Linked DNA regions of Homo sapiens: region 2 is linked to region 1. Evidence: read pairs that join two places in POLR2A ChIA-PET (ENCODE). Cell type or tissue: A673. All regions are shown on one strand.

Region 1 (8,000 bases):
ACCTGGCTAATTTTTGTATTTTTAGTAGAGACAGGGTTTCACCATGTTGGCCAGGCTGGTCTCAAACTCCTGACCTCAAGTGATCTACCCACCTCAGCTTCCCAAAGTGTTGCGATTACAGGCATGAGCCACCACGCCCGGCCCAACACACTCTTTTTGTGACCTAATCTCAGAAGTAACCTTCCATCCCCATCACTTCTACTATATTCTGTTTATTAAAAATCAAGCTCACACTCAAGGGGAAGGGATGACACAAGGGCATGAATACCAGGAGGCCGGGACCACTTTCTTAGAGGCTGCTTACCACATCTACTTTTGACCCTAAACATCTATCAACCATTGTCTACCACATTCTTCCGTATCTTTGGGATACTCAGGTTACTTAATTCATTAACCACTACCGCACCACCACAACCTTTACTTCCCAAGTTATTCAGCTTAGATGGCATGATCTGTCATTTTAGTAACTTTCTCACTAGTATCTTACCTGGCCTCTCTATCTTTTCATAATGCCTTATTCGAGATAAACACACTATCTACTTTCTCTTGGCAGGCATCCAGGCAGCTAAGCCATGCTGGATGAAGTTGCAAAACAGGCCAGGTTGGCATCACTATCCCTTAATGATTTCCTGTTCCACCGGAGCCTTCAACACTGTCTGGCAGTCATGTTATACTGCTCTAAATAAGCTTGCTTTCTACTCTTCGCCCTTTTAAACCTTTTTCCTTCCTTCTCACTCCCAATTTCAGTTTTGCACCCCACTTCCCAAAACTAAAAGCCAATGGTATGAGTTCCCTTGTGCTTCTACCACAAACACCTGCTTATAATTGCTAACTAACATCCCCTCATCTTTTCCACCTTTCGAAATAGTAGTGTGCTCTGAATGCCATCCCCTGTCACTTTCTCTCTACTGAATCCTTCATATTAGTATTAAAAAGTAAAATCCCCTGACAGCATTTCTGACTACCAGCTGCTCTCCTATATTTCTCCTCCTCTTCTTCACTGTCAATCTTTAAAGAATTGCCTGGACTATTTCCATTCCCTTACATCCTATTCTTTCTTCAACTCAATACATCTGCTTTCCCTCCCATCACTCTAATGAAATGGTTCTCACTAAGGTTATTAATGGCCTCCATATCACTAAAGCCAGGAGACATTTTTCAGCCTTCATATTACCAGACCTCTTGGTGGCATTTATAGCATACTTTTCCATTGGCTTCTGTGATTCCGTATTTTTTATTTTTTTCTTCTGTGTCTTTGTAGTGGCATTATTGATATTTATGGTTTTCCAACATCTTTTAGGTGCATTTCTATATTGTGTTCATTTCCTTGATTATGAATCCCACCCCTTACCTGCCCAAGTCAAAGACCAGGACCTATATTGCCAGCCCCTCTCACAATCAAGTTTAACCACGTGATCTAGGGTCCTCTACTCAGTTGCATCCACATGAGACTTGGACTTAGAAAAAAATGATGCAAAGAAGGAAACAAGTCAAATTCATTTAGCTTGCATAGGGTATTATGAGGGTTAAATTTTATAATATGCATAGAGTAATTAGAACAGTGCCTGGGACAACACAAGCACTGTATCTGCATTACCTGTTATTATTCATACAGGAACAGTGATAGTGCTGACGGCTTTTGGGGATAGCAAGAAACATCCTCAGTAATCACAAAAACCAAGGTTAAGTTTCATTACCCTGACATATAAGTTTCAAATAATCAAAAAAAAAAAATTTAAAGGAGCCCTATTACCACCCTATGTAAGCCAACGATTGTCATCAAACATAAGACACTCAAAGACATCTAAGGACCTGCTACCATGGCTGTATGCCAGGTAAGATGATGGATAGATCAACAAATAAGGAAACAGATCAAGGTGTGTTAAACATAATCTATAGGAGGTTGGAAGATTCAGTGTGATTTCAATAGTGGTGTCAAATGCTTAATCTACATCTCCAGGTGTGGGCAGCTGCAGAAGGACATGGTCAACCTTCATACATGGAATTTATTTTTTCAGAAATTAAAAGAGGATCAGGGGAAAAAATGTCTTGGTCTAGAGGGCAAAAGTTGACTCAATTAACCTGAAACAGGGACTGCCTTTCCCTAATTCTCATCAATGTTTGGGATTAGCTATGACTGTAAATTGTATAAAATGAGAAAAGTTTTTTTTAATGGATTACTGCTTTGCAAGACTGCATACCTGAATAATATGGGATAATATGTGTAATTTCATATAATCAACACATCTGAATAATGAGAATAATATATTATCTACTTCACTTGGTTGTAACAAGGAGTGATTAAATAAATTAATAAATATAAAGGAACAAGAGCAATGTCTGGCATACCATTGTTTGCTTGATTTTGTTCATACACTTCATGCTGTGCCATTCCCTTTTACTGTTCTAAAAACAGTATATGCAGCTAAACTGCCTGCAATTCAGGGGCTCTTTGAGGGGAAGGTCACTCACTGCATGAGAGGAGAAGGAAGAAAACCCATGAATTGTAAGAGTTTATCTTGGAAGCTAAAGTCCTCCCAACCCACCTTAATCTTTCCAGGATGTTGTAGCAGAGGTCTCCTAAGAGAAGAGGTGGGCAGAGGCCTTAAGGGTTTCTATTGCATGACAATGCTTAAGGTTATACCTGCCTGCCCCAGACTGGCTTTCCACCCACTACAGTGCCTACCTCAGGTAGTGCCTTTCTCTCCTTCCCCAGGCCAGCAATGCCGACTCCCCCAGAGCCTTGAGGGCAGCAGTTTTTATAACCTCAACCACACAAATGATTGTCCAGCTATAGCCAGAGAGTCCAGGAGAGCAACATAAAGGGATTGCGCTCTCTGCATAACACTGGGCAAGATTCAGAATTTAAAATTTTGAATCCCGCTGAATAACTACTCCTCTTTGTGCTTTTAAGTCACTGGGGAATCGTTGGTGTGTTTGGATAGCTTTGGTTTATTTACACTACACATGTTCTTGTTATCACAGATTTTCTCTTCACCAGCATGGGGTCTGCTTGCCTCTGCGCTTCAAATGCCACTTTGTTTACTCGCTGTGGTCATCCTTTTCTGTAAATACTGTGTCAGCATTAACAGCCTCCTCTATGGCTACCTAGCAGGTCACTTAGTAAACTATCTTTTAGTAACAACTACATAGAATGAATACTCAGGAGCCTTAATTCAATTTACCTGCATAAAGAAACTATTCACTATTACAACACAGTTCTAAAAGTACGCGGTGGCTCACGCCTGTAATCCCAGCACTTTGGGAGGCCAAGGCGAGCGGATCACGAGGCCAGGAGATCGAGACCATCCTGCCTAACACAGTGAAACCCCGTCTCTACTAAAAATACAAAAAAAAACTAGCCGGGCGTGGTGGCGGGCACCTGTAGTCTCAGCTACTCGGGAGGCTGAGGCAGGAGAATGGCGTGAACCCGGGAGGCGGAGCTTGCAGTGAGCTGAGATCGTGCCACTGCATTCCAGCCTGGGCGGCAGAGAGAGACTCCGACTCAAAAAAAAAAAAAAAAAAAAGTACTCTGATAAATCATCTTGATACGAAAGAAAGTGAAGAGGAACATAAAGAAACCAGAGCATCTATAGCTCTTCAAATAGTTCCTCTTTTGAAGAACGTGTAAGTACAGAAATAACAAAAGATAAATACCAGCTGGGCGCGGTGGCTCATGCCTGTAATCCCAGCACTTTGGGAGGCCGAGGTGGGCGGATCATTTGAGGTCAGGAGTTCTAGAATAGCCTGGCCAACATGGTGAAACCCCATCTCTACTAAAAATAAAAAAATTAGCCAGGCGTGGTGGCACGTGCCTGTAGTCCCAGCTACTTGGGAGGCTGAGGCAGGAGAATGGCTCAAACCTAGGAGGCGGAGGTTGCAGTGAGCCAAGATCGCACCACTGCACTCCAGCCTGGCAACACAGTCAGACCCCGTCTCAAAAAAAAAAAAAAAAAAAAAAAGATAAATGACAAATAGCTGTATCAACCTGGGGAACAAATGCCAGAGACTAATTCCTTTAATATTCTGAGAACCTGTGGAAAATGCTATGTAAAGCAGAGGACCACCATTTGGAGTATATGCATACATATAAATGTAACAGACTACAGAAAATATGGAATTCTAAGAATATGGAATTCCTCAATATCCTTTTTGCTCTTACCTACTTTATTAAAGAGAATAATATTTGAACTGTAGTCAACTTTTTACCATCATAAAGAAGAAATTGAAGTCTAAAATATGGAAAAAATATCTTAGGAAACTGTAGCTAAAGTTAGTTCAAGTTTCCAAGCCCCACTGAATTAAAAACTAGAGGAACTAAAATCCTAAACTCAAGAAAATGTTTTCTTGATTTTGTTCAAGAGGGATAAGAAGTGAATTATTTTGAAAAACCACACTTTAACTAAATACTTATTCTGGACAAATTGCTGATAGGTTATTAAACAGATGAGTTGGGAGTATGTATTAATCCTTTCTTGCATTGCTATAAAGAAATACCTGAGACTGGGTAATTTATAAAGAAAGGGGGTTTAATTGGCTAATGGTTCTGTGGGCTTTACAGGAAGCATGGTGTTGGCATCAGCTGGGCTTCTAGTGAAGCCTCAGGGAGCTTTCAAACATGGCAGAAGGTGAAGGGGGGACACAGTCTCACATAGCGAGAATGGGAGCAAGTGAGAGAGAGTAGGGGGAAGGTACCACACACTTTTAAGACCAGATTTCATGAGAACTCACTCACTATCACATAGACAGCACCAAGTGGATGGGGCTAAACTATTCATAAGAAATCCACCCCCATGATTTAAATACCTCCCACCATGCCCACTTCCAACACTGGAAATTATATAAGATTTAGAGGGAACATCCAAACTATATCAGAGTACCTACAAGAAAAGAAGGTTAATTGCTGAGAAGCAGAATAGGTAAATCAAATGGGGAAAGAGAGAGGAGCATAAGGTGGTAGAAGGAGGGAGAGTACAAAAAGTTCTTTGTAATATGGACCAAAAAGATAACTCAAGGAAGTCTTCAACGAAAAGCAGGCAGTACAGGCAGTGGTTACCACGAGGCTTGAGTGAGACTCAGTGCTGTCCCAGTGGTGGTGGTCACAGGGGTGCTTGTGTCACCCCACCTCAGCTCCAGGAAACTGGAGAGAGAACAGAGAGAGAGAGACTCCATTTATTTGGAAGAAAATAAGGGCGAGAACAAGAGTCTTCCTGGTAGTCCAGAGAATTCTTCTGGATCTTATCCAAGACCACCAGGGAGGTACCACAAAATGTCTGCAAGAGACACAGAAATACTGAGCTTGGGGTGCCCCCTAATGCAGATACAGCTACAGTGGCCAAAAAACTTAGATCACAACATCCAAGTCCCTTCAAATACCTGGAGAGCCCTCCTAAGAAGGATGGGTACAAAGAAGCCCAAACTATGAAGATTTCAATAAATACTTAACTATTCAATGCCCATACACTGACAAACATTGAGAAGCATCAAGAACATTCAGGAAAACATGACCTCACCAAACAAACTAAATAACGTACTAGTGACTTGGCCTGGCGTGGTGGCTCACACCTGTAATCCCAGCACTTTGGGAGGCCGAGGTGGGTGGATCATGAGGTCAGGAGTTCAAGACCAGCCTGGCCAAGATGGTGAAACCGTGTCTCTACTAGAAATACAAAAACTTACCTGCGACAGGTGGCAAGCACCCGTAATCCCAGCTACTCGGGAGGCTGAAGAAGGAGAATGGCTTGAACTCAGAAGGCGGAGGTTGCAGTGATCCGAGATCACGCCACTGCATTCCAGCCCAGGTGACAGAGTGAGACTCCATCTCAAATAAATAAATAAATAAAAATAAGGTACTAGTGACCAATCACAGAGACACAGAGATATGTGACCTTACAGAGAGAGAATTCAAAATAGCCGTTTTGAGGAAACCCAATGAAATTCAAGGTAACACAAAGAAGGAATTCAGAATCCTAACAGATAGGATTTAACAAAGAGATTAAAATAATTTAAAAGAATCCAGAAGAAATTCTGGAGTTGAAAATGCAATTGAGGCCAGATGCAGCGGCTCACACCTGTAATCCCAACACTTTGGGAGGCTTAGGCAGGTGAATCACCTGAAGTTAGGAGTTCAAGACCAGCCTGGCCAACATGATGAAACCACATCTCTACCAAAAATACAAAAATTAGTAGAGTGTGATGGCACATGCCTGTATTCCCAGCTACTCAGGAGGCTGAGGCAGGAGAATTGCTTGAACCCGGGACGTGGAGGTTCCAGTGAGCCAAGATCACATGACTGCACTCTAGCCTGGGTAACAGAGATCCTGTCTCAAAAAAAAAAAAAGCGATTGATATACTGAAGAAAGTATCAGAGTCTCATAACAGCAGAATTGATCAAACAAAAGAAAGACATAATGAGCTCGAAGATAGACTATTAGAAAATATACAGAGGATACAAAATAAATAAATAAAAAAGAAAAAGAATGAAGCATACCTAAAAGATCAAAAACATAGCCTCAAAAGGGCAAATCTAAGAGTTATTGGCCTTTAAAAGGAGATTGAGACAGATAGGAGTAGAAAGTTTATTCAAAGGCATAATATCAGAGAAAGACATCAACATTCAAGTACAAGAAGGTTACTGAACACTAAGCAGATTTAACCCAAAGAAGACTACCTCAAAGCATTTAATAAACTACCAAAGATCAAGGATAAAGAAAGGATCCTAAAAGCCGCAAGAGAAAAGAAACAAATAACCACACAATGGAGTACCAATATGTCTGGCAGAAGACTTTTCAGTGGAAACGTTACAGGCCAGAAGAAGGCGGCATGACATATTTAAAGTGATGAAGGACTATAATCTCAGCATTTTGGGAGGCTGAGGCAGGTGTATCGCCTGATGTCAGGAGTTCAAGACCAGCCTGGCCAACTTGGTGAAACCCCATCTCTACTAAAAATATAAAAAAATCAGCCAGGAGTGGTAGCATATGCCTGTAGTCCCAGCTACTTGGGAGGCTGAGGCAGGAGAATCTCTTGAACCAGGGAGGCAGAGGTTGCAGTGAGCTGAGATTGTGCCATGCACTTCAGCCTAGGAAACAGAGTGAGATTCTGTCTCAAAAAAAATTTTTTAATAAAATAAATAAATAAAGTGATGAAGGAAAAACTTTTATCCTAGAATAGTATATCTAGAGAAAATACCCTTCCCACATGAAAAAGAAATAAAGACTTTCCCAAACAGAAGCTGAGGGATCTCATAAACACCAGACCTGTCCTACAAGAAATACTAACAGAGTTCTTTAATCTGAAAGAAAGGAATGTTAATAAGCAAGAAGACATCACTGAAGGTACAAAACTCACTGGTAATACTAAATACACAGAATATTATAACACTGTAATTGTGGTGTGTAAAGTACTCAGATCTCAAGTAGAAAGACTAAAAGATGAACTGATCAAAAATAATAATTATATCAAATTTTCAAGACAGTACAATAAGATATAAATGGAAACAAAAAGTTAAAAAGCAGGGGGATGAATTTATATATTTATTTATTTATTTATGTTGAGATGGAGTCTTGCTTTGTCGCTGAGGCTGGAGTTCAGTGGCACGATCTCGGCTCACTGCAACCTCCGCCTCCTGGGTTCAAAGGCTCCTCCCACCTCCATCTTCCAAGTAGCTGGGATTACAAGCATTTGCATAACACCCAGCTAATATTTGTATTTTTTTAGTAGAGGCAGGGTTTCACCACGTTGACTGGGCTGGTCTCAAACTACTGACCTTAAGTGATCCACCCACCTCAGCCTCCCAAAGTGCTGGGATTACAGACATGAGCCACCACGCCCAGCCAAAGCAGGGGGATGAATTTAAACTGTAGAGTATTTATTAGCTGTCTCTTTGCTCATTAGTTTGTTTATGCAATCATCGTTAAGTTGTCATCAGCTTAAAAATGGGTTTTTAAATATCATTTGTAATACTTGGGGTAACCTCAAATCAAAAAACATACAACAGA
Region 2 (8,000 bases), 550 kb before region 1:
CATCTTCAGAATTCCTGCTTGATTCTTTTTAATTATTTCAGTGTCTGTTAAATTTATCTGATAGTAGTTTGAATTCCTTCTCTGTTTTGTCTTGAACTTCATTTAGTTTCCTCAAAGTAGCTATTTTGAATTCTCTGCCTGAAAGGTCACATATCTTTGTGTCTCAGTGATTTACTCCTGGTGCCTTCTTTAGTTCGTTCACTGAGGTCATATTTTCATGGATGGTTGTCATGCTTGTGGATGGTGCATTGGTATTTGGCCATTGAAGAGTTAGGTATTTATTGTAGTCTTCACAGTTTGGGCTTCTTTGTGCCTATCCTTCTTGGGAAGGCTTTCCAGGTATTTGAAGGGACTTGGGCATTGTGATCTAAGTTTTCGGTTGCTCTAACTGTATTTGCATTACGGGGCACCCCATGTCCAGTAATACTGTGGGTCTTGCAGACTCATAGAAGTACTATCTTGGTTATCTTAGAGAAGATCCAGAAGAATTATCTGGATTGTCAGGTAAAGACTCTTGTTCTCTTCCCTTACTTTCTCCCAGACAAATGGAGTCTGTGTGCTAAACTGCCTAGAGCTGGAGGTGGAGTGACACAAAAACTCCTGTGGGCCACCACTACTGGGACTGCACTGGGTCAGACCTGAAGCTAGCACAGTACTGGGTCTTGCCCATGACCTACAATAACTACTGCCTGGCTACCACCTATGTTTGCTCAAGGCCCTAGCGTTCTATAATCAGCAGGTGGCAAAGGCAGCCAGACTTGTATCCTTCCCTTCAGGGTTATGGGTTCCTCCTGGTCCTGGGTGGGTCCTAAGATGCCATCCAGGAGCCAGGTCCTGGAGTCAGAAACCTTAGGAATCTACTTGGTACATTATTCTACTACAGCTGAGCTGGCACCCAGGCTGCAATACAAAGTCCCTGCCACTCTTCCTTCTCCTTTCCACAAGCAGAGGAGTCTTCTCCCTTGGCTACCACCACCCCAGGCTTGTGGCAAGTACTGCTTGGCTATTGCCAGTGTTCATTCAGGGTCCAAGGGCTCTTCATTCAGCTTGTGATGAATGCTGCCAAGCCTGGGTCCTTCCTTTCAGGACAGTAGGCTCCCTTCTAGTCCAAGACAGGTACAGAAATGTCTGAGCCAAAACCTGGAACTGGGGACCCCAATAGCCTACTCGGTGCTCTACTCCACTGTGGGTGAGCTGATACCTTGGCTGCAAAACAAAGTCCTCTTTCCTCTTCCCTCTTCTTTTTTCAAGCAGAAGGAGTTCCCCATAGCTACCACAACAGGGAATGTGCTATGTCATGCCTGAAGCCAGCAAGTCTCTGAGTCATACCAAAAGCCCACAGCAAGCACTGCCTGGCTACCACTGTTGATTATTCAGGGCCTAAGGGCTCTTTTGTCAACAGGTGATTTATTTTGTCAGGACTGCATCCTTCCCTTCAAAGCAGTGGGTTCCCTTTTGGCCCAGGGTGTGTCTAGAAATGTCTGGGAGGTAGGGGTTGGGATGGGGGCCTCAAAACTCTGCCTGGCCCCCTATCTTACTGTGGCTGAGCACGTATCCAAATTGCAAGACAAAGTTGTCTTTACTCTTCTGTCTCCTCTTCTCAAGCAGAAGTTTGGAAGGAATCTGTCTTGGAGCTGTGAGCTATGCTGCCTGGGGTTGGGGGACGGGTGATGCAAGCACTCCCTTGGATGCTCTGGCTGGTGACTCACTAGGTCACGTGTCCCCAAAATCAACTGGCTTGAAGTTGAGCAAAGTATGAGGACTTGCTCAGGAATTAGTCCTTGTTGCCTGGACTGCCTTTCAAGTTTATTTATGACCTTAGAGCCCCTTAGCCCTTGGGGACAAGTGTTGCTGGAATCTAAGTTCTGACCACTGGAATGGATGCTTCCCCTCTGACTAGGGCTGTTCTAAGTGTCCCCTCCACAGGCACTGGGCTGAGTTCTGCCCATCTTTCTGCTGTGACAGGGCAGCCCTGAGTTCCAGTGCCAAGTCCCACAGTCACTGTGATCTTTCTCCCCCAAGTGTACAAGTTGTCACTCCCCGTGGCTGCTGTTGGAGGATGGAGGAGAGGTGGCATTGCAATTTAAGACTGTCTTTCCTACCCTCTACAGAGCCACTTTCAGTGATACAAAGTTAAAACCAGGTACTGTGATGCTCATCCAATTTTTGGTTCTTATAAAGGTGAGTTTTTATGTGTAGCTAGTTATTTAATTGGGTGTTCCTGCAGAGAGAATGATTGGTGAAGGCTTCTATTTGGCCATATTGCTTCACCTCCCACTTCTTTCATATCTCCATCTTCAACCCCAAGGCCTTATTTGGGGATCAAAATATAGAAGAATTCTATTTCTTGGTGTTGGTAGACTGAGAGCTGAACATTCACGCAAATACTTGTCAGAGCTGAGTGCTGTAAATAGGAAGCCCTCTGATCGTCTACAACAGGGTTGTCTGATAGAACTCCTATGGTGACAGAAATGTTAATTGCACTGTCCAGTACAGTAGCTACTAGCCCCACTGAGCACTTGAAATGTGGCTAGTGCCTATTTAAACTCTGGATTTTAAATATATTTAATTTTAACTAATTTAGATCCCAGTATCTCCCATATGGCTAATGGCTAACATTTTAAACAGTGCAGCTCTAGAACATACCCCCACTTCTAGAAAACATTAAAGGTTAAAGGCATATAGTGTGTCTGACCCTGCTGTTACTTGGAATGATCTTCATTAATGCCCTTGGCACCTCATATATACAACTGGCTGCTGAACCTCTTGACTTGGAAATCTACCAGGTTTCTCAGACTTTGCACGTGTAATATGGAGCTCGTGACCCCCTGCCTCCCAGTAATTCCAGCATACTCTCTTTCCCCAAATGACACCACCATCTATCTAGCTACTCAAGGCTAAAGCCATTATGTTATCCTTTGTACCTCTCTCCCCCTCAGATTGATCTGCATATACTGTACATTCTACCTCCTAAGTAGATCTCGAATTTTTTTGTTTGTTTCTATTTCTACTGAAATCCTAATCCAAGCTGCTCTCATTTCTTTCCTGGTCTACCAAATAGCTTCTAGGTAATCCCTTGCTTCCACTTCCTCCCCCTTCCATTTATTATCCTCATAGTCCTGAGTGATATTTCTCCATAAAAACCTAACCATGTTGCTGTCTTTTAAATCCTATAGTGACTCCCATTGTCTTAGAACCAGGTCCACAACATTTAAGATGACCTATGACACCCTATCTGATCTTTCACTTACTGCCTCTTCCCACTCCTCCCCCCTCACCTCTCTGTTCTTCTTTCTGTTCATTACATACCTGATCCCTCTAGCCTCAGCTCCCCAACACAGGTACTTCCATCTCCTAGGATGCTCTCTTTCCTTCCCCTCCACCCCTATTCATCCTTCAGATTTCAGCTCAAATGATATCTAGTTTGGAAACCCTTCACTGGCCCTCCTAACTCAATTAGATCCCATTTGATAATTTATTTTGGGTACCTTGTATATGTTCTCTTCTGCTATATTTATCACAGTTGAAATGAAATTTTTGACATAATTTATTCCCTCGCTGAACTGTAAGCCTCATAAGGTCAGAAATACTGTATTCTTGACCCTTATCCCAATTCCTGGCACAGTGCCTTTTTGAATAAAAGAAAGAATGAATGATATTTTCTGACTTCACTCACTGAGGGAGTTTAAGATGAAATAGACTTAGGCAGCAACATGAAGAATATAGATTGAATACCGAAAAAAACTAAAACTGAGAGTTATTGAGTATTGGGGGACTATCTTACTAAGCAGCAGCATAGATACAAATAGGTCTAGTGATGGCAAAATGCTGTTATAATGCTCAGTGCACAAAATACATATACAGGAAAGAATGGGGTAAGGAGGAATTAGTCTTCCTGGTAGCCTGCTGCTTTATGAGAGGAGGGATTGTTGGTTGTGACTCACTGAGGCACAGAGCTGTAGGAAGCTAACAAAAGGCATTTTCACAAAGCACCCAAGCTGGGTGGACGTAGAGGAGTTACTGCTGGAGCACTGTGCTTTTTCTCTGTACAAGTACTCTCCAGGGAGTGAGGATTTCTGTTTAGCATTGAAATATTTTAATCAGAGGAAACATTTTGAAGTGACACCACTTCATGCCAATTCTCAGTTTGATCTCTCCTTTGAAGGAAGGCTCCTTCAGGCTGCTTGTCGATTATTCCTACCCAAAGAAGAGTCTATATCTCAAATAGTTCACCTACTCCCACCCCTGATTTCCATTTCATTGAATAATTTAAATACGTTCTCCTCTCCCAGCCTGGCCTCCGCCTCTTTGCCCCAAGAGTGTCCTGCTGAGCTGATTTATATCCTTTCTGAAGCAGTAAAATTTCTATTTATACACTTAATTGAGGAAACATGCCTCCAGTGAAAACCACCGAGAATCAGTCTGATGGTCATGGCAGGGATTTGATGTTCTGGGGCATCAGAGAGAACCCAAAGACTCTGTGGTGGTGGTAATTCAATGTATTGGCCATGTTGATTAGTTTGATTTTGAAGATAGAGAATTCCAAATTGGGTTTAAGAAATCAACCAATTTAAAAGTATTGTTGATTGTAAATTGATCAACGTGATCCAAACTATGGTTATTTGATTCTATGGAATCCTAACTCACCGCTTGGCAAGACATACATATCTAGTTGGCCTGATTAGAAAACCTTTTCGTTAGGGGTCAGTAGTCCAAGCCCCAACTAAGCCTCTGAGGGAGTATAAAGCAAATTTGAGAAGAGCTGTGGCATTTGGTAATGGCTCATGGCCTTCTATTCCTCCTCCATTTGGATTTCTTTCAACAAATTGAAATCAAGCACTTACTGGACATAAGCCATTTTCTCCAGAAAATGGTACCCTTTCTCGACAGAGCCCACTTAGGCATAGTCAACGTGGCTATTCATTTCTTAACTTACTCATTTAGGAAAAAAATTCTCAGCACCTTATGTAGAAGACACTTTGCACATTACTGAAGGACTCTAAACTGAATAAGACATGATCCCTGCCATGAATGAAGGTGTCTTGCCTGGCCTCCTATCAGAGTACTCATATTATGATGACTGCTTTGGATTAAAGACATAATAAAACCATGAAATGGGAGCTTCTCTCTATGAAGAGCTAAGAGATCTATAAGACAAATGAACTTGCCTTTATAAACATAATAAAATACTGATTGACCTAGTCTTCCCAGGCATTGCTTAGAAGAAAGGCCCAGGCTAGAGATAGAAATTTGGGACCATATAGATGATATTTTGGAGCCATGAGAATATTTGAGACTCAGAGAGAGAGAGAGAGAGAGTATGTGTGTGAGAGTGTGTGTGTGTGTGTATGTGTGCACACACGCATGCAAAGAGAAGAAAAGGCAGCCAAGGAACACCAATATTGAGAAGTTGGATCGAGGGGGAGCTGAGGAGGAGGAAAATCTAGAGGGTGATTTCACAGAAACCAAGAAGAGGGGAGATTTCATGGAGAGGAAGTGGTCCACGGTGGTGATGCTACTCAGGGGTCGAGTAAAATGAGAGTGCTGGCAGTGAGAAAAGAAAGCTGTGAGAGTTCATCCCTGCCCACTAGGGGCTTATGATCCAGATGGAGAGGTGAGATGTGCACAGACCAGTTGAGGACCACTGTAAAGCATTACGTGCGAGTGGCCAGAATGAGGCACAGAGGCCCCTGATGTTCATGGTGGTCAGTGTGAGCTAAGCTTTTGGGAAAGGTTCATTAAAGAGCCAAGGCTTGAATAGCACACTGGAGAATCAACAGTAGGATTTGGCTAGGGTCAGGAGGGAGAAGAAGACTAGCATTGCAGGCTGGGAGAACAGTGCGTGCGCTACCTGAAGTCAGGCATGGGCATTCTGTATCCAGGTCACGAGGCTGCCAAGACAAATGGAAGAAGGGCGGTTAGAGAGGCCACATGGTTCCCATAGAAAGGGATTTGAATGCCATGCTTAGAAATTTAGGAACAGAAACCACTTAACCAAACAGGAGAGCGTTAAATTAACATATTAATCCCACACATCAAATTAGCCTGTTGTGCCAGCTTATTAGTGCTCACCCGGGCCTCTGGGTCTGGAAAAAAGCAATGCGTGTTGTTATGAACGGTGTGTTCCTTGGTGGATTACGACCCATTGGCACCCCCACAGCATTGTCTCCCACTCCTAAGGATCATTAGCAATGCAGGAAACACACTATGCAATTCGCTGGTTACACATTTTCTTCTCTGTGGGAATTGGAAGCCTGAATCTTAACCTCTCTGGTCTAAGAGGTAGAATTCTGAAAATAATTCCATGTTAGTTCAAATATGTTTAGTATGGCGAAAGCATTTTCAAGGGTTCTTTTTAACTTTCCATGACTGAGTCGGCTATCTGACAGATAGAAGGCTTTGAAATAGAACCCATTTTCAGTTATTCCTGGACTGATGAGCGCCAGGACTGGCCAGTGCTTGGCCTTCTGCTGCCTTTGCTCGGCTGCTCAGTTTCTTCTGGAGTAAGACGGGTGTCCTGCTCCAATCATCGGCTGCTATCATGGCATTCTTATACCTTCTCCCTGCTTAATGCAAACTCTCACCTGAGAAACCATAATCTCAGGAACGAGTACTGAGCCAAAGATGAGATCCATAGTGTGAATGTAAATGGTTGAAACTGGCTTTTCTCGGTGGTTTGTGGAGTTTGATTCTTTATCTGTGAGTCTCTGGTCTCTGTTTCTGCAGCACAGATGAATGGTGGTTGCTCTAATCTCAGTCTAGTGCCTAGCAGCTTTCCATAGATGAACTTGGGAAAAATAAATAATCTTAGTATGTATATGTTGAAGATTTGGCTGTGTCTTTCCAATTCTGGGTATCTTTTTCTCCCCTAAATCCAAATTACCCACTGGAGGTGACAAAGCTTGAATTTCCAGTGTTCCTGTTACTGATGGAAAGAAAAATAGCCCCCTTGTTTCTTCCTAAAATAATATGCACATACTCACTGCAATATATTTTTACAATGTGTATTTATATATGTACATATGCTGTGACTATATGTGTGCAACGTGTGTGTGTGCATGCCTATGTACTGATTTTTAAAGATCTAAGGCAGAGATGTGCAGGACTTCCAAAATAAAATTCTTCTAAAGTATCTCACATTCCTTCCAAGACCTAGAAATAAACTCTGCTTTAAAAAGCCTTTCGAGCAGCTGCTGGCCTTGTTAGAGATAAGCTGGGTTGGTATCAATATACTTGTGATTACTGACATGTATTGAAACACAATTTAAGTTGGATCTTGCTTTTTCTTCTGGTGTCAAACTTGTAGTTTACCTAATAGGCTGGAGTAATTGCTGGAACAGACACTGACTGTCTGCGGAAGGGTGGGAAGCAAGGGTATAATATAAAAGGTGAAGTTCATCCATCAAACTGACTGCAGCTATTAACAGTGATGTTAAGATAGTTTTTTTGTTTTGTTTTGTTTTGTTTTGAGACAGAGTCTCACTAGCCTGGAGTGCAGTGGTGCAATCTAGGCTCACTGCAACCTCCACCTCCCAGGTTCAAGTGAAGCTTCTGCTTCAGCCTCTCGAGTAGTTGGGACTACAGGTGCATGCCACCAAGCCCAGCTATTTTTTTTTTTTTTGTATTTTTAGTAGAGACAGGGTTTCACCATGTTAGCCAGGATGGTCTCGATCTCCTGACCTCATGACCTGCCCACTTCGGCCTCCCAAAGTGCTGGGATTACAGGCCTGAGTCACTGCGCCCAGCCTAAAATAGTTTTATTGAGAGGGAATATGTTCTTGACATATTAGTTTTAAATGATCACCAAAGAATGATAGATTTAATAAAACCTTATTTTATTTAAAAATACACATACACAGAAAAGTATGTGAAAGGTTATATACTAAAATAATTGTGGTGGTTAACTCTTACTGGTGGTATTATTTGTGATACATAGTCTCTTATTTTTGCTTATTTATATTTTCAACTTTTGCTACAGTAAATGTATACTGTTGTCTAAC

What was found. Peaks named below come from ENCODE experiments on the same cell type or tissue, not always from the same donor. Only the 100,000 strongest peaks of a DNase experiment are listed, where the experiment ranks them.
Region 2: POLR2A ChIA-PET joins it to region 1 with 18 read pairs; 7 of 35 experiments call an interaction of 5 or more read pairs at or near these places.

The regions. Positions count from the first base shown.
Region 1 is chr1:211,145,544-211,153,543 of GRCh38, forward strand. No RefSeq gene overlaps it. Among named protein-coding and RNA genes, the nearest start is that of KCNH1, 15 kb to the left of the region's middle. In A673, no CTCF peak of the experiment used is centred here; no DNase peak of the experiment used is centred here; H3K27me3 peaks cover 1,845 bases.
Region 2 is chr1:210,596,639-210,604,638 of GRCh38, forward strand. The region is part of intron 10 of HHAT (hedgehog acyltransferase); the gene reads left to right. Among named protein-coding and RNA genes, the nearest start is that of HHAT, 270 kb to the left of the region's middle. RefSeq lists enhancers at 542-1,403, 1,404-2,264. In A673, no CTCF peak of the experiment used is centred here; DNase peaks (open chromatin) are centred at 1,333, 1,683 and 4,023; H3K27me3 peaks cover 2,426 bases.